2 separate regions of the Homo sapiens genome follow, and region 2 is linked to region 1. Evidence: read pairs that join two places in POLR2A ChIA-PET (ENCODE). Cell type or tissue: PC-9. All regions are shown on one strand. Links, peaks and the distances in the headings refer to the core of each region. The heading gives the core; the rest is flanking DNA. Region 1 overlaps FGF12 (fibroblast growth factor 12). Region 2 overlaps FGF12 (fibroblast growth factor 12).

The links. ChIA-PET counts read pairs that join two places held together with the same protein. Peaks named below come from ENCODE experiments on the same cell type or tissue, not always from the same donor. Only the 100,000 strongest peaks of a DNase experiment are listed, where the experiment ranks them.
Region 2: POLR2A ChIA-PET joins it to region 1 with 5 read pairs; 1 of 35 experiments calls an interaction of 5 or more read pairs at or near these places.

The regions. Positions count from the first base shown.
Region 1 is chr3:192,150,358-192,162,592 of GRCh38, reverse strand. The region is part of intron 5 of FGF12 (fibroblast growth factor 12); the gene reads left to right. Among named protein-coding and RNA genes, the nearest start is that of FGF12-AS1, 82 kb to the left of the region's middle. In PC-9, for the core only: no CTCF peak of the experiment used is centred there; no DNase peak of the experiment used is centred there; H3K4me3 peaks cover 1,106 bases.
Region 2 is chr3:192,268,200-192,280,434 of GRCh38, reverse strand. The region is part of intron 4 of FGF12 (fibroblast growth factor 12); the gene reads left to right. All of the region lies in intron 3 of FGF12-AS1 (FGF12 antisense RNA 1), which reads right to left. Among named protein-coding and RNA genes, the nearest start is that of FGF12-AS1, 36 kb to the right of the region's middle. In PC-9, for the core only: no CTCF peak of the experiment used is centred there; DNase peaks (open chromatin) are centred at 4,404 and 6,654; H3K27ac peaks cover 886 bases.

The sequences.
Region 1 (12,235 bases), core at 3,319-8,318:
CTGCAACTCTTTCTTTTGTGTTTTGGGTTTCTGCCAGCCTGTGATACTTTCCTCCTGCAAACCATTGTAACTTATTCAAACCAGTTTTTTCTGGTTTCTGAATGTAGTCTTTAATACAACCCTCTTACCTCTTCCCCACACATTCTTCCTCTTTCTCTCTCTTTGTCCCTCATTGCAAATATTGCTTTTTCTTTCTTTCTAAACGAACATACAGACGCTTTTGTTCACAACGTTATAGTTGTTATCTCATTATAGTAAATATGTATAGCACAGTGAATGCATTTCTAAGGCAATACATTTCTTCCAAACTAGCACTTAGAATTCTCCCAGAGTTCCAAAAGGATCCCATGTAACATTAATTCAGGTGTGAAATTGCTTTAGGTAAATTTCCCACACCCTTCTATGATCTGCTATTAAGACAATTAAGTATCTTCAATGGTGCATTAACTAACACAGCAGTCTAACCTTTCAGCTTCTTGGAAATTACAGAGGACCAAGGAAAATTCAATTAAATTTGTAGTAATAAAATGATTAATCATATTTCATTTGTCTTTGATGGTAACTAGTAGTCGATGGAGGTTCTTTATAGAGTTTAATGTTTTAGTTTTATTAAAAACAGAAGTTAAATTGTTTTTATTTGGAAAACAGAATTTGTCAGAACAACTCCAGTGTTCCCACACACAGGTTGTTCAACTCTCCACTACAGAGTGACATTGACACTTAAAAATTACTGCTAGCACTCTCAAATTTCAAAGGATCTGTCAAGAATACAGCAACAATATAAAGTGATAATTAGTAGCAGCTATACTACCTTATATTCCATTTGAATGGCATATTGTCCTTTCAACATGCTTTCTGAACCAAAGTATCATTTAATAGCCACTAAATCCTTGGAAGTATGAAGGTTAAGATTTACTATCCCTATTTTAAACACGAGAAAGATGTCATTTCTAGAGGTTAACTCACTTAGGTGTATACAGCTAGAAAGAAGCAAAACTAGAATTGTTACCTGGTAACTTCAGATGTCATGCTTTTCCTACTACAAATGTGATGTGATGTGTGTGTGTGTGTGTGTGTGTGTGTGTGTAAATAGGCGTTGTCATTCCTTAAAGTTATTCAATTTAGTTACTTAATCAGTTGTGTGTGTGTGTGTATTTGTGTGTAACTTCTTATGAATTAGAATCTGCAGAGGCAAGACATAGATACAAATGTGTATTCTTAGAACATCCGGGTATTTCTCATGGAAGAATTAAGGACAGCAACTCTACAAGTTGAGTGTGCATCAGAATTACCTAGAGAGCCCACTAAAGCATAGATTGCTAGGCCCCATCTCCTGAATTTTTAATTCTGTACGTTTGAGCTGGCCAAATAATTTGCATTTCTTAACGTTCCTGCTGTTGGTGGTGGTGGTTAGGGGTCATGCCTTGACAATCACTAAGTTTAGGGAACTGTCTGATGCAATGATCCTTAGAATCTCTTTCCTTTCTAGACTCTATAATGCACCATATATACAAGGAAAGGTAAGGGTGGTCGTCAGCTTTCTTGGTTTATTTTCTGTTTCATTGATTTTTCTTATTTCTGTGAAGATGAGGCTTATTATTTGATTATTCAAATATCACTTAACTAAAGGAGCTTGATAAATATTGTCTACCGTATAGTATTCCTTGCTCCATTTGTGTCAAAGTCATCTATTTTACCTTTATATTGGTCAGTTTCAGGGAACTCAGCCCAAGTTTAGGACCTTAGATAAAGTAAAGATTCACTGACTTTAAAGGTGAAAGAAAAATCAGCTTTACTCCAACCAAAGACTTCTTCAGTTAGTCACTGTAGCATAGTAGATAGGAATATTCATTTGGAACATAACTATGAAACATCTACTAAGCGTCTTTCACTGTACTAATGGGGACACAGTTAGTACTCAAGGAAAGACAATTTTGACTTGATAGCATTTATGTCTAGAAATGGGTAAAAAATACGCAATTAAAAATAAGCAAGCATTTTAAAACATCACTAGAGATTAGTTCCAAGAAAAAAATATGGGACTATTTTAAAAAGGATGATGAAGGTAAATTTTTTAGAGAAGATGACGTAAATGATGTTTGAACAGTAATCTGAATGAAATTTAGTAGTAAACCATGCAAAGATGTGGCACAAGGTTTTTGCAGGCAAAGCTGAGAGATTCCAAAGGCTTTTATAGACTCCGAGGATGCCTAATAATGAGCAAGAAAGCCAATGTGACTAGAATGGATTGATTAAAGGAATGGAAGGTAGGAGATGAACTTAGAGAGAAAGGAAAGACTATAAATTGAGGGCTTGTAACCACCTTCAGGACTTTAGATTTTATGGTTAATGTGATGGGGATTCATTATAGATTTTGAGCAGAATTGCAGTGAAATCATCCAGGATCTTAAGCAAGATAGTATTAGATTGGACTCTAGGGTTTTATAACTAGAGGTAGAGAGAATGACTTTGAATTTATTTTGAAGGTAGACCTGATAGAGCATGCTAATGGATTGGATGTAGGTTGTTAGATAAAGACAGAAATCAGGGATGACTTTTAGGTGTTAGGCATGATGAACTGGGCGAATAATGGGTCTGTGTGCTGAAATGTGTACACACACACACACACACACACACACACACACACACTACTTAAATATGACATTTTAAAATCACTTGTAATCCCCTAGTACTGGTTATTACAACTCAGACACTACTGACATTTTGGGACTTTGGGTTCTATAATTCCTTGTTGTGGGGCACTTCCCTGTGCATTGGAGGATATGTAGCAACATCTATAGCCTCTATGTTCAGGATACCAATAGCAAATCATCCTCTCTAGTGGTGACAAACAAACATGTCTCAGACATTACGAAAGATTCACTGAAGGCAAATTCACCACCGCTTGACAACCACTGCCCTAGGTTCTATGACTACTTTTCAAATGGGGAGACTATCTTGTTTGGAAAAATTATTCTATTGTGTGGAACTTTCTCACATTATAGAATATTAGTAATACCACCTTGACCTCCATCACTATAGTTGTGACAAGAAATGGGGAGAATACTTCCCTAGTTTCTTCACACTGCTAAGAAAATGAATGTAATTGCTGACTTACTCCTGGGGAACACTAACATTTATTGGAAAAGGAGGCTCCTGCAAAGGAGAATAAAATAGAGTAGCCAGTGATTTGCAGAAAGACTAGGCTATTTTGATTGATGTTCAAGAAGCCAAGTGAAAACATCTTGTCAAAAAGGAGGAAATAATTAACTGTATCCAACACTGCTGGAGTGTCTAGCAAGCTGCTAAATGAGAATTGATCTTTGCTTTTGTAACTCGTGGTCAGTAGTGACTTGACATGAGTGATTTTGGTGAAACAGTGAGAAATAAGTCTGAATGGAAAGAATTAAATGATAACTGGAGGCAAAGAAAAGAAGAAGGTAATATTGAATATTAAAGTTCTTTTGAGAACTGCTGCTATAAAAAGGAAGTAGAGAAATGAGGAGGGAGCTGGTGAGAAACATGACAGTTACATGGTAGGGTTCTTTGTTTTTAAAGCTATTTCATACATTCATATACTGATGGGAACAATCTGGGATAAGCAGACATTGGGATCACAGGAGAGAGGGACACCAAAGAACACTGAGTAGAAGGGCTGGGACTGAGTGCACCATGGCGCTCTAGATTTAGGTAAGAACTGCACAGTGCAAGCATTGTAACAAGCAGGAGTCAGAACACGTGGGGGCAGATGTCCATAGGTTGGTAATTTTTGCCATGAAAACATTTCTCATCTAATTCTCCTTTCTAAGTGAAATGCAAAGTCAGACAGTTTATTGTCTTGGAAAATAAAGAGGAAGAATAAGAAGGAGAGAGGGAGAAGGAAGGAAGGAGGGAAGGAAGGAGAAAGAGAGAGAGAGAGGGAGGGAGGGAAGGAAGGGAGGGAGGGAGGGAGGGAAAAAACAGAGAGAAAGAAAGAAGGAAGAAGAAAAAAAGAGAAAGACGAGAAGAAAGAAAGAAAGAGAAAGAAAGGGAGGGAGGGAGAGAGGGAGGGCGGGAGGAAGGGAGGGAAGGAAAGAAGAAAGAAAAAGGAAAGAGAGAGGAAGGAAGGGAGAGAGAGACAAAGAGCAAGAAAGCAAGAAAAAAGAAGAAAGAAAGAAAGAAAAAAGAAAAAGAAAGAGAAAGAAAGAAAAAGAAAGAGAGAGAAAGAAAAGAAAGAAAGAAAGAAAGAAAGAAAGAAAGAAAGAAAGAAAGAAAGAAAGAGAAAGAAAGAAAGAAAGAGAAAAGGGAAAAGCAGGCAGGTCTATTTCCTGAGTCTGTGGAGGGGCTAAGGTGGTATTGGAAGCTTGAGGTACAAGGGGAAGGTGTGAAATAAGTAACTTGCGAAGCATGAGAGAGCTGATTGACCAGAAAGATGTAGTAGAATTCCAGAAAGTGCTGTGTACAACCATGAGGTTTGGGGTCAAGGTTTTGACTTACGACCAGTCAAAACAGTTTTATGTTTTTCAGCATATTTACACATACTCAACTGTTAGGCTATCAGCTTAGAGCAGGGGCACCAGGGTTAGTCTCAAATGGATTTTAAAGCTGACTGCCCTGTATTGCTATATTACTTTGGACAGGTTACCCTCTTTGTTCTTCAGTTTACTCAGCTGCAAAACAGGCCACTAAAAGTATCTATTTTTATGGTCATTTAAAAAACTGTTTGTATGTATAATGTGCAGGCATATAGTAAGTGCTCAGTTAACGTTAGATATTATTATGAGGATGACTAATGCTTAATAGGAGAGTACTCATAGGATGGTACTTGGCACCCGGTTTATTATAGCTGTGTGCTTTATAAATAACAGCAATGCCCAAGATTTTACTTTTTTCATACTTTTAAGAAAGTCTTTGTTTCATTGTAATTTTTTCAGAAGAAATTTATAACTAAAATAGAAGTTATTGTTGAATGTTAGAAGTTGTAAATAGGGGAATCTGAGCCATCACGATGGCAAGGAAAGCCTGCATATTCTGGTAACTGCATTTGCAACACAGGCACCCATGAAAAGAATGTAATAGAAAAATATTAAATAGAAAGCTTGCCCTGGAAAAAATCCATACCTAATCCTACAAAGAGAAAATGGATTGTTTTTGACAATACTTCAAAGCTCAGTGATATATATTTCACATTTCTCTTTTCTAAAAGTGTAAATTTTTCACTTTAAAATGAAGCAAGAATTAAATAAATAGAACAAATACCATATATCATCACAGAGTCAATATATTATGGTCCTGTTCTGACCAAGTGTTGCATTGTATTTGTGTTACCAGAACTGCAGGGCTTTCTATGGCTACATGGTCAGTGCATGCTCAGACAGCTGTTAAAATCAAAACCTTCACTGTGCTGGGTCACCTGGTAACTACTGTCTATCTCACAAGTGCATTCTGCTGACATTCAAGGGTTAAACTGGTTTCTAGTAAATACTGTGCTTTAAAGTAGTACATACTGTGAGCTGTGTTATTAGAAACCTGCTTGTCCTTGTGTCTGAAAATAAGGAGGAACACTCTCGCACCAAATCTCTACCTTATTTTCACTCAGAAAGCTGGGTTAAATCTCTCCGTTTCAATCTACGATAGCTCTAGAAAAGTCAAAAGCATGAATAGAAAGAAACATTAAGAAGAAGGAAGAAAATTGAAATGTAAGTCAGAATAGAGGAAAAATAAGAAGAAAAGAAGTGAAATAAGAGTGTGCTTTGATTTGAAGAAAGAGTACAGAAGAACCAAAAAGAAATGCTTCCTCTTCAAAACATGATCGTATTTTACCATTTGTCCAAAACTATTATGATGATACATGCATTAGAGGAGCAATGATATTTTATCTCAGAAATATCCTGGGGTGAGGGAAGCAAATATTTCTTTTCCTACTCTATGTACTTGACAAATGAATAGAAAGAGGGCAAGCGGCTTGATCAAGGACAACCCAGAAAAGCCAGATGAAAGGGAAATAACATTGTTTATTTATCTTGCAGGCCAGATGAAAGGGAAATAACATTGTTTATTTATCTTGCAGGCCTTGCATCTTTAGGACACTGAACATCCTTGAAATTTGGGTACTGAAACTGTGTTGGAAAAATAGTATCAAGTGCAATCAGAGAGAAACAAAGTTTAAATCAGTTTTATACTAAGTACTATCTATAACATCATACCTGCTGAAAATAAAATCTATATCACAAGTGTTGCCCCAAGGTCCTGAGTGAGACATAGTTAACTAGTAACATCCCATATTGTCTAAATTAGAGGATTTGCTTCCAATTTCATATGAGAAGTGCCACTGAATCTGAGTTTTTGTGGAACAGGATTGGGGAACTGGGAAGACAAGAAAGATAGGGAGTTTCTGTTTCTTTGTTTTGTTTTCATGTTATTTCCAGTCTAGAAATTACTGCTTATCATAAGAACTAAAATATCAAATTTTGTTCTCATAGCTGAAGTGGCCTCCAGTGCATAACACAGAGGAAACAGGAAAATAATTTTTGAAGAAAAAAAAGAGATTTAAAAAAAATTCTAGCACCTCCTAAAGCATGGCAAATCTATTCCTGGTGAAATAATATTGCGCATTATAACAGAAAGAGATGGAAAAAGTCCCTCTTGAAATACATTGCACTTCGAGCTACTACAAATCAAGGGACTAGGAATCTTTCTGGTTAATAATAAGGATCTGATTATTAGGAAGAGAGAAACTTAATCTGGCATAGGATAAGAATAATTTGAGAACCACAGTTTAAGAGTTGTAGAATTCATGTAGCTATTGAAGGTCAGAGCCTAGACAGTTCTCTGGACATACTTGCTAAAGGTTTCCCCTAAATGCTTAATAGTATGTGATTAGAAATTAATAGCAGAACTCCAAATTCTAGTGCTGATATTTATATAAGATCATGAATAAATTTTACTATAAAGTACATGTGATTCCCATTTTCTATGTGGTATTAGTAATTCTCCATACTTGTTCATAGCCAAAAGGCCAGAAGCAATGACATTAGTAATTCTTAATTTATTTTTTGTTTGTTTAGGCTTCTTAAGCTCCCCCCCAAAACAAAAGAACATGTTTTAGATCGCCCAAATGAACCTCACCTTTCAATTGCATTCAGAATTATGGTACTTGGAATGGGTATATTAGATAAACAGTGGGCCCTATACACACAGTGGGACTTCAGCTAGATTTATTCCTACGAAATTGTGATTGTGTTTGCAAAGCACCAGAACAACTCATAAAAGTTTCAAATGCTGAAAGACGGCCGAATAGGAACAGCTCCGGTCTACAGCTCCCAGCGTGAGCAATGCAGAAGACCGGTGATTTCTGCATTTCCATCTGAGGTACCGGGTTCATCTCACTAGGGAGTGCCAGACAGTGGGCGCAGGTCAGTGGGTGCGCGCACCGTGCGCGAGCCGAAGCAGGGCGAGGCATTGCCTCACCTGGGAAGCGCAAGGGGGCAGGGAGTTCCCTTTCCGAGTCAAAGAAAGGGGTGACAGACGCACCTGGAAAATCGGGTCACTCCCACCCGAATATTGCGCTTTTCAGACCGGCTTAAAAAACGGCGCACCACGAGACTATATCCCACACCTGGCTCGGAGGGTCCTACGCCCACGGAATCTCGCTGATTGCTAGCACAGCAGTCTGAGATCAAACTGCAAGGCGGCAGCGAGGCTGGGGGAGGGGCGCCCGCCATTGCCCAGGCTTGTTTAGGTAAACAAAGCAGCCGGGAAGCTCGAACTGGGTGGAGCCCACCACAGCTCAAGGAGGCCTGCCTGCCTCTGTAGGCTCCACCTCTGGGGGCAGGGCACAGACAAACAAAAAGACAGCAGTAACCTCTGCAGACTTAAAGGTCCCTGTCTGACAGCTTTGAAGAGAGCAGTGGTTCTCCCAGCACGCAGCTGGAGATCTGAGAACGGGCAGACTACCTCCTCAAGTGGGTCCCTGACCCCTGACCCCCGAGCAGCCTAACTGGGAGGCACCGCCCAGCAGGGGCACACTGACACCTCTCACAGCAGGGTACTCCAACAGACCTGCAGCTGAGGGTCCTGTCTGTTAGAAGGAAAACTAACAAACAGAAAGGACATCCACACCGAAAACCCATCTGTATATCACCATCATCAAAGACCAAAAGTAGATAAAACCACAAAAATGGGGAAAAAACAGAACAGAAAAACTGGAAACTCTAAAATGCAGAGCGTCTCTCCTCCTCCAAAGGAACGCAGTTCCTCACCAGCAACGGAACAAAGCTGGATGGAGAATGACTTTGACGAGCTGAGAGAAGAAGGCTTCAGACGATCAAATTACTCTGAGCTACGGGAGGACATTCAAACCAAAGGCAAAGAAGTTGAAAACTTTGAAAAAAATTTAGAAGAATGTATAACTAGAATAACCAATACAGAGAAGTGCTTAAAGGAGCTGATGGAGCTGAAAACCAAGGCTCGAGAACTACATGAAGAATGCAGAAGCCTCAGGAGCCGATGCGATCAACTGGAAGAAGGGTATCAGCAATGGAAGATGAAATGAATGAAATGAAGCGAGAAGGGAAGTTTAGAGAAAAAAGAATAAAAAGAAATGAGCAAAGCCTCCAAGAAATATGGGACTATGTGAAAAGACCAAATCTACGTCTGATTGGTGTACCTGAAAGTGATGGGGAGAATGGAACCAAGTTGGAAGACACTCTGCAGGATATTATCCAGGAGAACTTCCCCAATCTAGCAAGGCAGGCCAACGTTCAGATTCAGGAAATACAGAGAACGCCACAAAGATACTCCTCGAGAAGAGCAACTCCAAGACACATAATTGTCAGATTCACCAAAGTTGAAATGAAGGAAAAAATGTTAAGGGCAGCCAGAGAGAAAGGTCGGGTTACCCTCAAAGGGAAGCCCATCAGACTAACAGCGGATCTCTCGGCAGAAACCCTACAAGCCAGAAGAGAGTGGGGGCCAATATTCAACATTCTTAAAGAAAAGAATTTTCAACCCAGAATTTCATATCCAGCCAAACTAAGCTTCATAAGTGAAGGAGAAATAAAATACTTTACAGACAAGCAAATGCTGAGAGATTTTGTCACCACCAGGCCTGCCCTAAAAGAGCTCCTGAAGGAAGCGCTAAACATGGAAAGGAACAACCGGTACCAGCCACTGCAAAATCATGCCAAAATGTAAAGACCATCGAGACTAGGAAGAAACTGCATCAACTAACGAGCAAAATCACCAGCTAACATCATAATGACAGGATCAAATTCACACATAACAATATTAACTTTCAATGTAAATGGACTAAATGCTCCAATTAAAAGACACAGACTGGCAAATTGGATAAAGAGTCAAGACCCATCAGTGTGCTGTATTCAGGAAACCCATCTCACATGCAGAGACACACATAGGCTCAAAATAAAAGGATGGAGGAAGATCTACCAAGCAAATGGAAAACAAAAAAAGGCAGGGGTTGCAATCCTAGTCTCTGATAAAACAGACTTTAAACCAACAAAGATCAAAAGAGACAAAGAAGGCCATTACATAATGGTAAAGGGATCAATTCAACAAGAAGAGCTAACTGTCCTAAATATATATGCACCCAATACAGGAGCACCCAGATTCATAAAGCAAGTCCTGAGTGACCTACAAAGAGACTTAGACTCACACACATTAATAATGGGAGACTTTAACACCCCACTGTCAACATTAGACAGATCAACGAGACAGAAAGTCAACAAGGATACCCAGGAATTGAACTCAGCTCTGCACCAAGCGGACCTAATAGACATCTACAGAACTCTCCACCCCAATTCAACAGAATATACATTTTTTTCAGCACCACACCACACCCATTCCAAAATTGACCACATAGTTGGAAGTAAAGCTCTCCTCAGCAAATGTAAAAGAACAGAAATTATAACAAACTATCTCTCAGACCACAGTGCAATCAAACTAGAACTCAGGATTAAGAATCTCACTCAAAGCCGCTCAACTACATGGAAACTGAACAACCTGCTCCTGAATGACTACTGGGTACATAACGAAATGAAGGCAGAAATAAAGATGTTCTTTGAAACCAACAAGAACAAAGACATAACATACCAGAATCTCTGGGACGCATTCAAAGCAGTGTGTAGAGGGAAATTTATAGCACTAAATGCCCACAAGAGAAAGCAGGAAAGATCCAAAATTGACACCCTAACATCACAATTAAAAGAACTAGAAAAGCAAGAGCAAACACATTCAAAAGCTAGCAGAAGGCAAGAAATAACTAAAATCAGAGCAGAACTGAAGGAAATAGAGACACAAAAAACCCTTCAAAAAATCAATGAATCCAGGAGCTGGTTTTTTGAAAGGATCAACAAAATTGATAGACCGCTAGCAAGACTAATAAAGAAAAAAAGAAGAATCAAATAGACACAATAAAAAATGATAAAGGGGATATCACCACCGATCCCACAGAAATACAAACTACCATCAGAGAATACTACAAACACCTCTACGCAAATAAACTAGAAAATCTAGAAGAAATGGATAAATTCCTCGACACATACACTCTCCCAAGACTAAACCAGGAAGAAGTTGAATCTCTGAATAGACCAATAACAGGAGCTGAAATTGTGGCAATAATCAATAGTTTACCAACCAAAAAGAGTCCAGGACCAGATGGATTCACAGCCGAATTCTACCAGAGGTACGAGGAGGAACTGGTACCATTCCTTCTGAAACTATTCCAATCAATAGAAAAAGAGGGAATCCTCCCTAACTCATTTTATGAGGCCAGCATCATTCTGATACCAAAGCCGGGCAGAGACACAACCAAAAAAGAGAATTTTAGACCAATATCCTTGATGAACATTGATGCAAAAATCCTCAATAAAATACTGGCAAACCGAATCCAGCAGCACATCAAAAAGCTTATCCACCATGATCAAGTGGGCTTCATCCCTGGGATGCAAGGCTGGTTCAATATACGCAAATCAATAAATGTAATCCAGCATATAAACAGAGCCAAAGACAAAAACCACATGATTATCTCAATAGATGCAGAAAAAGCCTTTGACAAAATTCAACAACCCTTCATGCTAAAAACTCTCAATAAATTAGGTATTGATGGGACGTATTTCAAAATAATAAGAGCTATCTATGACAAACCCACAGCCAATATCATACTGAATGGGCAAAAACTGGAAGCATTCCCTTTGAAAACTGGCACAAGACAGGGGTGCCCTCTCTCACCACTCCTATTCAACATAGTGTTGGAAGTTCTGGCCAGGGCAATTAGGCAGGGGAAGGAAATAAAGGGTATTCAATTAGGAAAAGAGGAAGTCAAATTGTCCCTGTTTGCAGACGACATGATTGTATGTCTAGAAAACCCCATTGTCTCAGCCCAAAATCTCCTTAAGCTGATAAGCAACTTCAGCAAAGTCCCAGGATACAAAATCAATGTACAAAAATCACAAGCATTCTTATACACCAACAACAGACAAACAGAGAGCCAAATCATGAGTGAACTCCCATTCACAATTGCTTCAAAGAGAATAAAATACCTAGGAATCCAACTTACAAGGGGTGTGAAGGACCTCTTCAAGGAGAACTACAAACCACTGCTCAAGGAAATAAAAGAGGATACAAACAAATGGAAGAACATTCCATGCTCATGGCTAGGAAGAATCAATGTCGTGAAAATGGCCATACTGCCCAAGGTAATTTACAGATTCAATGCCATCCCCATCAAGCTACCAATGACTTTCTTCACAGAATTGGAAAAAACTACTTTAAAGTTCATATGGAACCAAAAAAGAGCCCGCATTGCCAAGTCAATCCTAAGCCAAAAGAGCAAAGCTGGAGGCATCACACTACCTGACTTCAAACTATACTACAAGGCTACAGTAACCAAAACAGCATGGTACTGGTACCAAAACAGAGATATAGATCAATGGAACAGAATAGAGCCCTCAGAAATAATGCCGCATACCTACAACTATCTGATCTTTGACAAACCTGAGAAAACCAAGCAATGGGGAAAGGATTCCCCATTTAATAAATGGTGCTGGGAAAACTGGATAGCCATATGTAGGAAGCTGAAACTGGATCCCTTCCTTACACCTTATACAAAAATCAATTCAAGATGGATTAAAGATTTAAACGTTAGACCTAAAACCATAAAAACCCTAGAAGAAAACCTAGGCATTACCATTCAGGACATAGGCATGGGCAAGGACTTCATGTCCAAAACACCAAAAGC
Region 2 (12,235 bases), core at 3,979-8,978, 120 kb before region 1:
TTATAATTACAGATAATTATAATATATATGGAGAGAAAGTAAAATATTGAGTTATTTTCTAATTTTGTAACTAGTAAGTAAAGAGACCAAATACCATGTTTCATATTTTAAACTCTGAATTCTTGTTACATTTCTTATTTAATGCTAAGCTATGACAAGGAAATAAATGTGTTATCTGCTCCATTAACTAACATTTGTTTGGAAAAAAACCTCATTACATTTGCAAAGTAGGATTTACAAAACAAGCTGCCAAAACAGCTGTGCAGTTCTAAAAATAATAATAATGAATCTATGTATAACCCCATCACACTCTCTTTAAAAAAACACATTTAGGCTTCTTTGATCTTTGAAACTGTCTTTTATTTTCATCCAGTTGACATGTTATAAAACATATTTTTGATTGCATGTTATGTTCAGATAGCATTTTTTCAAAACTATCTCTTATGTAAATGTAAATTTTAAAAATATTTCATCAGCCCTGCAGTCAAATGCAAGGCTAAATTGTTTGCATAATTTAATATGCATTAGCTACCCACCACACACATATTCTTTTAGAGCTGGAAATCAAATTCAAATCTGGAAGGGACCCTGGAGACTCTCTAGTCCATTTCCTTAATTTAATCGACATGGAAACTCAAGCCCAGAAAATGTAAGTTATTTACCCCATGCCACACAGCAAGATAGTGACAGACCTGTTGTGCTGCCCTCCTTCCTTTTTAACTTTTGTTTTATTGTTTATGATACAGCTGAGTCCTCACAAATTGATCTAGGGGAAATCTCATTCAGGATTTCTGGTGTAGACGCTGGCTTTGCTGCTCACTCACTATATCATGTGCCTCCTGGATAGGACTGTAGGCTCTGAAGCTCAACTGACAGGTGTAATTGCTGACCATATCACTTGCTGGCTGTGAACTTTAGTATCTCTATGCCTCTGTTTCTTCATCTATAAAATGGGGAATATAATAGTGACTACTTCATAGGGTTGTTATTAGAATTAAATGAAATAAATATGTGAAATGCTTAGAAAAATGTCTGGCAGTTCATTCAATTCAAGCAAGCTATTGATTGTCTTAAATGCTCTCTCTTAGAGTCATTTTCTTTACCTATGAAATGAGAGACATATTTATCTCACAGAGTGGCTGTCTAGGTTAAATAAAGTTCTCTATGGGAATGTACATTTTATATATATATATATATATATATACTCATACATTAACCAAGCATGACTTATAAGGTAAAATCAGTATACAAACTGATCATTTTCTTTAACTGTCCTTTAAAAATTTATGCATAAGAAAAATTTTCCCATGTCCATGGATGAAACTCATCATTTTTCTTCAAGTTGTAAAACACTTATTCACTTAATAAGTAAATTTCCCAGCTCAATATAATATAAACACTTCCTTCGTTATTCAAAGGTTATTCATTCCACACTCTCATCCACAATCAGGCCCTAACTGTGACATTCTTGCAGGAAGGCCACCAAAAATTTTAGTCACCCCCACTGCCCAAACCAACCACCATGACTGATATCTTCAGGACTAGTTAGACTATGGAGAGGGAGGAGCAGGAAGGGAACCAGAGAATTGTTACTTGATTGGTACTTCAGTAAGAATCTGGGGGTAGCGCTTACCTACTGTAGTTAAGGGTTTTTTAGAGACTTCCCTTTGTGGGCTCTCCAACTGAAACTCTGTCCGGTCAGTGATGACTTCTCACCTTCAAACCACTTTTCCATCAGCTCTTGGTTTTCCACTTTCTACCATATGTAGGCTTTTCCTATTAAAGCCTCGTTTCCTCTTACCCTGTTCTCTTGCATTGGAGTTTTAAAAGACTCTAGGCTGGTTCTTTTTTGCCATGTGGCCCACATCTATTCTAGAAGTATTATACACTCATTCTCCTCTGTCTTGACCAGCTTTGGGAATGCCGTTCAGTCAAAATATAGGATGAGCTCCTTGCCCTTGCTTTCTACGTTCCTAGGTGGGACTATATTTTGACGTTGGTGTACTGTGCTTCTCAGTACAATGGGAAGAAGATCAAAAACTCTCCATGGCCCTATTGAAGCCCTTTCTCTAGGTTTTAGATGAAGAAATTACCAAGCCCTACTCTTAAACTTTCTATGTCTTCCTTGTAGAATTTAGAGCAGTGTAATCAATTTCTGTGTTACCTATTTTCAGATTTCTATATTTTCTGGAATAAAATTTTAGAGTTCATATCTATTCCCTGATGCCTTAGTCAAAGTTTGTCATTTAAAAAAATCCTGTTACATACATAATGTCTATTCATCAATATATGTTAACATAGTGATGATTTTCAGTCTTTAACGTAGGTAAGCTGACTGATTGGTAACAGCGTAAAACCTTTAAAGGAGAAATGTGGCTGGGCGCGGTGTCTCACACCTGTAATCCCAGCACTTTGGGAGGCTGAGGCAGGTGGATCACGAGGTCAGGAGTTCAGGACTAGCCTGGCCAACATGGCGAAACCCCGTCTCTACTAAAAATACAAAAATTAGCTGGGCATGGTGGCAGGCGCCTGTATTCCCAGCTACTTGGGAGGCTGAGGCAGAAGAATCGCTTGAACCCGGGAGGTGAAGGTTGCAGTGGGCTGAGATCGCACCACTGCACTCCAGCCAGGGCGACAGAGCGAGACTCTGTCTCAAAAAAAGAAAACAGGGAAATGTATGTGTACGGGATAGGAGCTGCAGGGACTGTGACAGCCAGATCCTCATACAGATGCTGGGCGGTGGACTTCCGTGCTCTGAATACACGCAAGGAGGAAAGAATGTTCACTGTAAAGACCCATGCAAGCAGTAGTGAGCACTGCAACACAGTTGTAGGTTCTGCAAGCAATACTCATAGTTACCCAGTTAAAAATAGTAAGAGATTTGCCTCTTGTGGACCAAAAACTTCATGTGAATACCCTATAGAGATTGATCAAACAGCTGCCCCCACTGCAGACCAAGCATCATTCTTTGGTTTCCCTTGAAAACCGTCTTTACTGTGTCTCTTGGTTTTGCAATCACAGCAGTTATGCATATGGACAGAAATCTTTACAGAATGCTTTCTCATTCAGCCCAATAAAAGTAATAAGTGTTTTATGACTGCTCCTCAAATTTGGCTCCTCTTACCAACTTCTGGCTTCTCTCTTCTGGCCTAGGCATATCTCTAAAATCTGAATAAACTTGAGATAATATCTTCACTTAGAAACAATCTATTCTTTGATAGGGACAGCAGTGAATCATTTTATCAATGAATGGAGAGTATACGGGCTAAGAGAAAAATTTTCCTCTGCTGCCTTAAGGTTCACTGAAAATTATTGACAAGAGGCAGATTGAGAGGAAAAAGGCATATAAATTTGTTTGATCACAGTTTTACATGACATGAAGCCTTTCAGAATGAAGGCCCAAAGAAGCAGGGGAATAATTTGTCCCTTTTTATTCTTAGGTTTAACAAAGTATGGACAGTATCCTGTAGAAATATGATTGGACAAAACGAATATGATTTAATGCTAATAGACTGAGTAGGGAAACTCAGTAAGACCTGTCTGTCTAGATTTTTCTTGGCCTTTCTGAGTACGTATTCCTTTCTTCTGAGTGTGGTGAGGACCCTCTCTGGAAAGGGAATCTTATTACCTACAGTTAAACAAGGTAGGTCAGATAATTTTTTCATAGCCAATTTTTGTACAGAAAGGTAGAGGGGGCAAGTTAGAGTAATATGTTAAGGTTTTTGGCTGGCTTCAGGGAAATGGGGTTCTGGTTTCTATCACCCACCTTGGGAAAGAAGGGGTCTAGTTTCTATGGCTAACCTCAGGAAAAATTGGAACTGAGAGGCAGGAGGACAGGAAAAGGACAGAAAAAGATTGGATTCTGAGGCCTTCAGTTGGGGGTATTGTTTTCTAACTTGCAACAACAACATTAAAATGAGAATCATTTTCTCATAAGGCACCTTGGTTATCTGTGAGTTTATAAGAAATCATAAATTTTAAAATAAGCTGTAACCAAAAAAGTAGTGAATCTACACTCTAAAACCTTGTCAGAACACATTCAGAACATTGTGATTTGCGCTGGATGATGACTTGAACAAACTTGTCCATTTTACTCAGCACTAAATTTCTAGACTTCATCTAGGTTGTTGTGTAGGCCTGGGATTTATCCATTTTACCCATGCATTTCCTCTTGAAGTTGTGCTCTTGTGAGGGAAAAGAAACTTTAGTGCTTAAACACGTGGACTATATTTTCTGCAGTGACTGTACGACTGGTGAATCAGCTCTCCTGCCAGTGAGCATTTGTTTCCACGTTTGCTTTTTGAACACTGCATATATGAGCCTCTTTAACTCCAAGGTTTGATGATTCTTAATGAATCGCTGACTGTTAACATTGATAATCTAGAAAAGTAAGTAACGTTATTCCATCCCTTATCAGTAGGTGTTGGTTTTATATGGAGTGTTGTGATACATACAAGATGCTGTTGGTAATATAATTTATGTTAGTTTCAGATTACAGGGAAAGGGGTTCCAATCCATCTCAGTGAGGTGACAGTGAGGCAATATCCTTAGCTGGGAGGTTGGAATGTGGAGTTATCTGAACAATGTGGTCAAGCCAATCTCGTAATTTATAATCTTTCATAATTTCCTGGAGAACAATGAGTAAAGTCCAAATTCCGTGGCTTGACATTCATATTTCTTCACATTTTGTCCCCAAAGTACATTTCTAGTTGTTTATCTTACTTATACTTTACTTAACTAAAAAGGATATCTTACCATTCCTTGGGCAAACTCTCTTCATTATTTTTCTATTGTGTTTTCCTGTATTGTTTCTACCAATCTTTTTAGTTCCCACTTAGAAAACACCACCTTCACAAAACCTTTTCTAGTCCCAACAGGTAGATATAATTCTAAAGACAAAATTACAACAGATTTTAGTTTGAAGATCCTAATTGTTTTTTATTTACCATTCTAGAGTCAAGCAATTTTGCATTCTATAAAATAGAATGAATATTTCAATGAGCTGAACAGAGTTTGGTTTTACAAACAGAAAAGGGTAGAGGAAAACATATATAGAAAACAAAAAGCAAATTGGTCTTTTCAAAGTTACTTTACTTGCAAAGGTTAATGCAGGAGGAACTTCCTTATCGTAGTACCTAAAACTGGACTGTTTGGGGATGTGAGTCTCTCCTGATTGCTTAAAAGGTCAAATAAACAACTTAGTTTTGGCTTGGTGATGAGGAATTTCAGCATGAGTGACTCCATCTTGGTTTGGTCTGTTGGGCTTGGTGCAGGAGCTCAGTCTAAACGAATGGCTTCCTATAAATTTTATTTATCTATAAATAAAGTCTGATTACTTATAGATAGCTCTCATGCCAGGTACTGAACAAAAGAAATAATAGATACTAATCATCTTTAATCTAAAACATTAATATGCAGCTTCATTATCTATATTATTTGAAAGATCTGTTTTCACTTTGTTAGGATGTATTTTTTTTCCCTTTGAAAACAGTTGAAGGACCTGTCCTAGGTTCTTAAAGCATAATTTAAAGAAACACCTAAACCATGGACTTTGTACTGATGGCATCGTTGGATAAAGAAAATGTGAAGCCTTCCACAGTGATTGATATGAAGGAAACCAGTTTACTTGCAAAAGCTGTATGTTATTAGCAACTTTGTTTCTTTAGTGCCACACTGTGTCCTTGTTATGTCCTTATCTGAACATCAGTCATGCTAATTTGGACAAATGCTTACGTATCCTTAAAGTATTCACATATTATTGGCTTCAACTTCAGAAAAGCCAGGGGATTAGATAGTAGCTGTAAGTAGAAACCATTTCTTCTATATTCTATCTCTCTCTCTTTCCCCTCTTCTCTCTCCTCTCTCTTCCTCTCTTTCTTGCCAAATTCTTAAACTCTGACGACCCTGGTTTACACCAAATAGTTTTTCTGATTAGCCATCAGTGTGACCACGTTCCTATTTTTATTACTATGTATCTTCTCTCAAGTGTGTTAATAGGTATAGTTCTTGTGAGGTATATAAACAGTAGGCAAATATGGAATTTTTGAAGTACTTTCTCTGTTATTTATTTTTGGTATGGCTTACTCTACACATTTTATATACATAAATACTTGTCACTGATTTTCTCACTGTAATATTTTGGTAAGTGTGCATATTAAATATGTTATTTTACAAAGATGCTTGTATTGGTGGAATTTTTACTCTGCTCTACCTTGATAGGTAATAATGTAATAGGAAGATTTATTCTGGAATTTCAGTATATCTCTGGATATAGCAAATAATCTTTATTAACTCTATTTCTTTTTATTTTTTCTTTAGCAGTACCTTTAAAAATAGAGTATAGAGTGTTTATACGATGTTTATACAAAAGATAATTAGGATGTGTTAACCTTGAGGCATCTATTTTAGGTTTTATGTTTGTAAAAATCATCTTCAGCCTGTATAATTATCTGGCTGATGGTGATCAGTCATTACGATGCTGATGACAGGCATTTTTCACTGTTTTCAGTTCTACTTTTTTTTTTTTTTAATTCACTCACTTAACATCCTGAAGACTCAAATCCTTGAATCAGTCCACTGAGCAGGAAGGACACGGGCAGCAAGCAGACAAACCAGTTCCTCAGCTTGCTGTCTCAAGGTTGCAAACACAAATTGAATCCTCCTATCTATTATTTTTGCAAGCATTTTTTAAAGAAGAAGTTTTATGGGAGTGGAAGTAAATTTTCCGAAGCCTTGACACGCCCAGTGTCAGATATACATCCATTCATTTAATATTTACTGAGGGTGTACCATGCACAAAGCCCCAGGGAAGAATATTTACCACCTTGAGAATGGTTTGCAGTCCAGCTACAGACATGGATGTGCAAACAACCAATAATGCCAAGAGATGCTGCGTGACTCCTCGAGCTTACATCTGAATGCATCCTGAGCTACTGGTGAGGAAGAACTCTAAATATTGCCTAGCATGCAGGACTCTCTTAGAGGCCCTATGTTTGTCTGTGCCCATAACCCAGCTTCAGCCCCAGGGAAACTTGGTCTTTTTGTCTTTATTTTTTAACAAGTTTGTATTTTGTGAAGTTTTCTTCTTTCTCCTTGGATCAGAGTATATTGTATATATTTTCCCTTTTCCACTATAGTGGAAGCTAAAACAGTAGGAATGGCAGTGTCTCTCAATCTCATTCATATGTATAAATACAGAGTGCTTAGTGCAGATGTTTGAATGGATTTCCCCATTAACACATTTATGTAACAGCATAAGTGGTTCAGTAGCTTTTGTTGGAAGAAGAGATTGATTTTCTTATGAAAGGAGTAAATCCCCTCATAGGGAACACTTTACCCAAAAGTGATAAAACTAACTTGCCCTTAGTTATGTGGGAAGTGTGGCTCTATCCACTTCACCTGTTCTCTTCCTTCCTTGAAACCAATCTTGCAAAACTGATTCTAAAAATTTATTCACCATTTTCTTCTCATCTATCGAAGTTTGAAAAAGAGATGGAGGTTGAGATAGATGACATTTTTTCTTCTGAAACTGGAAGGATTTGTCTATAAAACAGGTTGTGTAAGTGATGGCTTCTCAAATTTAGCAAATCACAAGTCAAGGAGCATCAGACTGGGAAAGGATCTTTCCTTACATCCATGAATATTTTTACAATGGCTATGATCAGTTGGGCTATTTTTGGGCTCTCTTGGTGATGGAGAGCTCCCTCTCTTTCAATGTGCACATTCTCTGACACACAGGGAAAAATCAAGCAAGTTGGAGCCTTGTGACAAATGAGCCGCAGTTATCCTGCCTCATCCCTTTGCAGTTTCTTCTTTGTTTTACTCAAATAGGGAAGTATCATTTAAAAGAGTACCAAGCATATCATATAGTCATAGAGCCCCCTTCTCCATTGTTGAGGATTTATATTCATTTAGTGGAGTGGTTTGTAATTTGCTGGTAATTAGGTTCAACTGTGCCCCGTAATCATGCAGCCATATTTCACTGGTTACGTTTTATTTTATTTAAAAATGTTTTAAAGTAGTTTTTTATCTTCATGAAATGGATTACATTTTTACATAGCAATTTCACAAAATCAGATAATATGAAAATATAACCTCCCCGTCCCCTTTCCTTGTCTGCAATGGAACTAAGTTAGGCTTGAAACGAAATGAGCCTTACTTGAAGCATAGCTACCACAAAAAAGCAATAACAGTTACTGAAAATTCCTAGAATAAACTGTGTCTTTATGAAATGCTTTTTTAAAAAAATTTGGATTTGTCTCTGGGTGATTGTTTAATTTTCAGATGACTCCAAGGAACTCGGGCCATTAATTTTTTAATGCAGCTCTCTGAATTTTCCAGGACTCACCATTATTTTTATTAGTCATTCCTAATATCACTTGGAGGAAAGTCAATATTTTTCCCTCTCCTGTCTTCCCAGAAAACCCTAGAACTGGATAAGAGAAATGAGTAGGACCAGATCAGATTCTAGGCAAGAATCACAATTAGGAGATCAGCTTTGAAGAGCCGTTTTAAGACGTCTCAGTAAACCAAGGAGTCAGTCTGTAGCCTGGGAAATTCTGAATCCTTTGGGATACTTCTTTTTACAGTGCTGCAAAACTAGTGTCCTCAGCTTCTCTACCTCTTCCTTGGGACATATTGTATGTCTTTCAGACTCCTGCATTAAGTTGCCTTTGTGTTTGTTTATAAAACATTCAGATGTGATACATGAGAGTGGACTGATCTAATCTGGGGATGAGGGTTGGGAAAGACTTCCCCCCAAACAGAAATATTTGAATTGATATCTAAAGGAAAAATTAGGAGTAAATTAAGTAAAGGTTGGAAGATACCATTAGTAGAAAGAAGGAAGGCAGAGGTGATAGGGAAAGCTAGAGATAGGCAGGTAGGTGGGAAATGGTAAGTTAGGCTTTGTAGGTTGGATTTCAAAGATGGGTGGGATACGCTGATGGGAGTTTAAATCAGGAATTCTGAGCCAAATCAGACTTTGCCTTGCTATTGTAATGTTTCAGCCTTGCTACTGTAACTTCCAGCAAATGGGCTGAGAATCAGATTCACAATAGTTCTGGTTGACAGTACAGCATTCAACAATGCAGATACTTATGTCGACTCAGAAAAAGTTTAATGGGCGAATAACACAGAATACAGGAGAAAAGAATTTGAAGAGTGCTTGAACCTCTGAATTCATACAAAGCCAGCAGATGTACTGGATGTTACTAAATACATGACATGAAGGAGGCTCTGTAGTTTCAAACATGAGGCTTATTCTTCCTTGGTAACCAAAAATGATGCATGGATGTCTTATACAATGTCCATGATATTTCATGCCACAGTTAATGATTTTTAGATGACACTTGGAGAGAAATCTTTGGCAATGTCTAATTGATTGATTTTGGTCCAGTTTTTTAAGAACCATCCTTACTGCAGGGAATGAGGCTGCCTGCCAATATACTATCTGAGAAACTCAGAAGGGCAAGAAAAACCTACATATCAAATCAATTTAAATGGAATTTGAGGTGTTTTTGGTGGAATTCTAACATCCACCAACACCCATTATATCTCCCTATTTTCTTCCCATTGAATTAGTGGATTCTTTTATCTTCCTTCCTTCCTTCCTTCTTTCCTTCCTTCCTTCCTTCCTTCCTTCCTTCCCACTTTTCTTCCCTCCATCCATTCATCTGTCTTACCTTTTTTCCTTCTTTTTAAAAATTTCAGCATAGCATTTTTCTTCTACAATCTGGAGGAATATATGGGTTATGTAAGTGTGGAAACATATTTGTCATTTTAGTTTACCTTTGCTGAAATAGTGAAGGATACATAACGTATAAGATACAATAATTCTCTTAATTTTTTGTGACTTGGCTCATCCAGAATTAGTTTGTCAGCTCCTGCAATGTACTTAACATCTTATTTCTCCCCAGTACCCTTCATGAGATCTGCTGTGGTTCATAGTAACTTAGATTGAATTATTTTTCTTTTCTTTTTCTCTTCTTAGTTCACTTTGCCCAGTAATAGTAGGGGAGAAATGAGGGGTTTTATGAAATGTTGATATAGTGGAATAGCATGAGTGGAGAATTTCAAGAAAGTTCAGTTCTTTGCTCATGAATTGATTTAACAGTTACCAACTAAGGTGCAGGAAATTAAGTGCTGTATTACATGTAGCCTGAGGCTCCTTGGAGAAAAGAAAAATGCTTTTGCTTTTCATTGAGCTGTGGGAAGTTGTTTCAAGACCATCAGGAAAAGCTTTATTTCTGTGAAAAATAGCTCTATGGTCATCAGAGCAAAAAGGCCTTGAATTTTATATGTGAAAGATTTCTACTGAAAAACCGCTAGGTCCTGACTCCATTGACCTCAGAATGCAGGAGGATGTGGAACACAAAATTGAAATTGTGGCCCATGAAAGTTACTCTTTTTCAGTAATACTACAGTATTACAAATATTCCATGTTCTTTAATGAAACACCTTGCCACTAACCTGAATGGATGTCAGTTTTGTTTCTCTTTATAACACAGGGCTCACTAACAATGTTCAGCTTTTCAGCCATTTATTAAACTCAGAAATTTGTCTTAATAAAATCACTTCAAAGGAGAAAAAAAAGAGCTGTATGTCTGAAGATATTCTTTGTAGTATTAGCTATAATAGTAAAAGATGGAAACAATTTAAATACCCAATGGTATAGAAATTATTAAATGAGTTTACATGCCAAGAGGTAAAGAAATATTGTGTGGCCATTAAGAGTTATTGGGTAGACTCTGCAACTGCAGAAAATTGGCTCCAACCTAGTGTTATATAGAGGAACTAAATAACTAGTCATAATAAATATAGCATTTATTAGGTCCTTTTAATGTGCCAAACACTTTTGAAGGACTTTACATTTATTAAGCCTAACAGTAATATTATTAGGTAGTACTATTATGGTCCCTAATTTACACATGAAGGAACTGAGCAAGATTGCAGGGCTGATAACCCCTGGGTTTGGGATTCAAATGTAGAGAGTCTGTCTGCAGAGTTCACATTTAACCAGTACTGTGTATACGATCAACAAATGGCTGTATCTACATTGATTACATCTGGTAACACTGAGTGCAGGTTAAAAAGCTAGGAGAATATAGAGAAATAAAATTAGTTAAGACTGCTGAAATTTGGAAGAGAGGCATTTTTTTAAATTTTCTTTTATGTTCTAGTGGGTGGCTTTCACTATTTAAAAATGTCTTAGTAGGGCCAAGTATGTTAGCTCATGCCTGTAATCTCAGCACTTTGAGAGGACAGGACAAGGCTGGTGGATCACTTGAGGTCAGGAATTTGAGACCAGCCTGGCCAACATGGTGAAACACTTTCTCTACTAAAAATACAAAAATTAGCCAGGCGTGGTGGCACACGCCTGTAATCCCAGCTACTAGGGAGGCTGAGGCAGGAGAATCACTTGAACCCAGGAGGCGGAGGCTGCTGTGAGCCAGGTTCATGCTGCTGCACTCCAGCCTGGGTGACAGAGTGAGAGACTCCATCTCAAAAAAATAAAAAACAAAAAATAAATAAATAAAAATAAAAATGTTTTAGTAATGTGTAACATTTGCATACAAAGTTCAAACTTTATTAAAGTAGGCTATTGTATTAGATTATTCTTGCATTGCTATAAAGAAATACTTGAGACTGGGTAATTTATGAAGACAATAGTTTTGATCGGCTCACAGTTCTGCAGGTTTTACAGGAAGCATGGTGCTGGCATCTCCTTGGTTTCTAGGGAAGCCTCAGGAAGCTTACAATCATGACAAGGCAAAGGAGGAGCAGGTATGTCACATGGCAAAATCAGGAGCAATGCAGGGGAGAAGCCACACACTTTTACACAGCCAGATCTCATGCAAACTCAGAGAGAGAGTTCACTTATCATCAAGGGGATGACCCAAGCCATTCATGAGGCATCTGCTCCCATGATTCAAACATCTCCCACCAGGCCCCACCTCCAACATTGGAGATTACATTTCAAAATGAGATTTGGGCAGGGACAGATATCCAAACGATATCATCCATCACATAGTATGAAAGAAAAGAGCTCTCTATCCCACATGACCTCTTATTCCATTTGAAAACCCACATCTAGAGTTCTGGTGTTAAATCTAGTTTTAGATAAAGGCCACCACAGCTCCCCAGATGGAGTAGATGCTTGAAGGATGAGCTCTTCGTGGAAAATTGGAAGCAGCAGAATTTGCTAGTATGTAGGGCAGAGAAGTGCAGTCTGGGT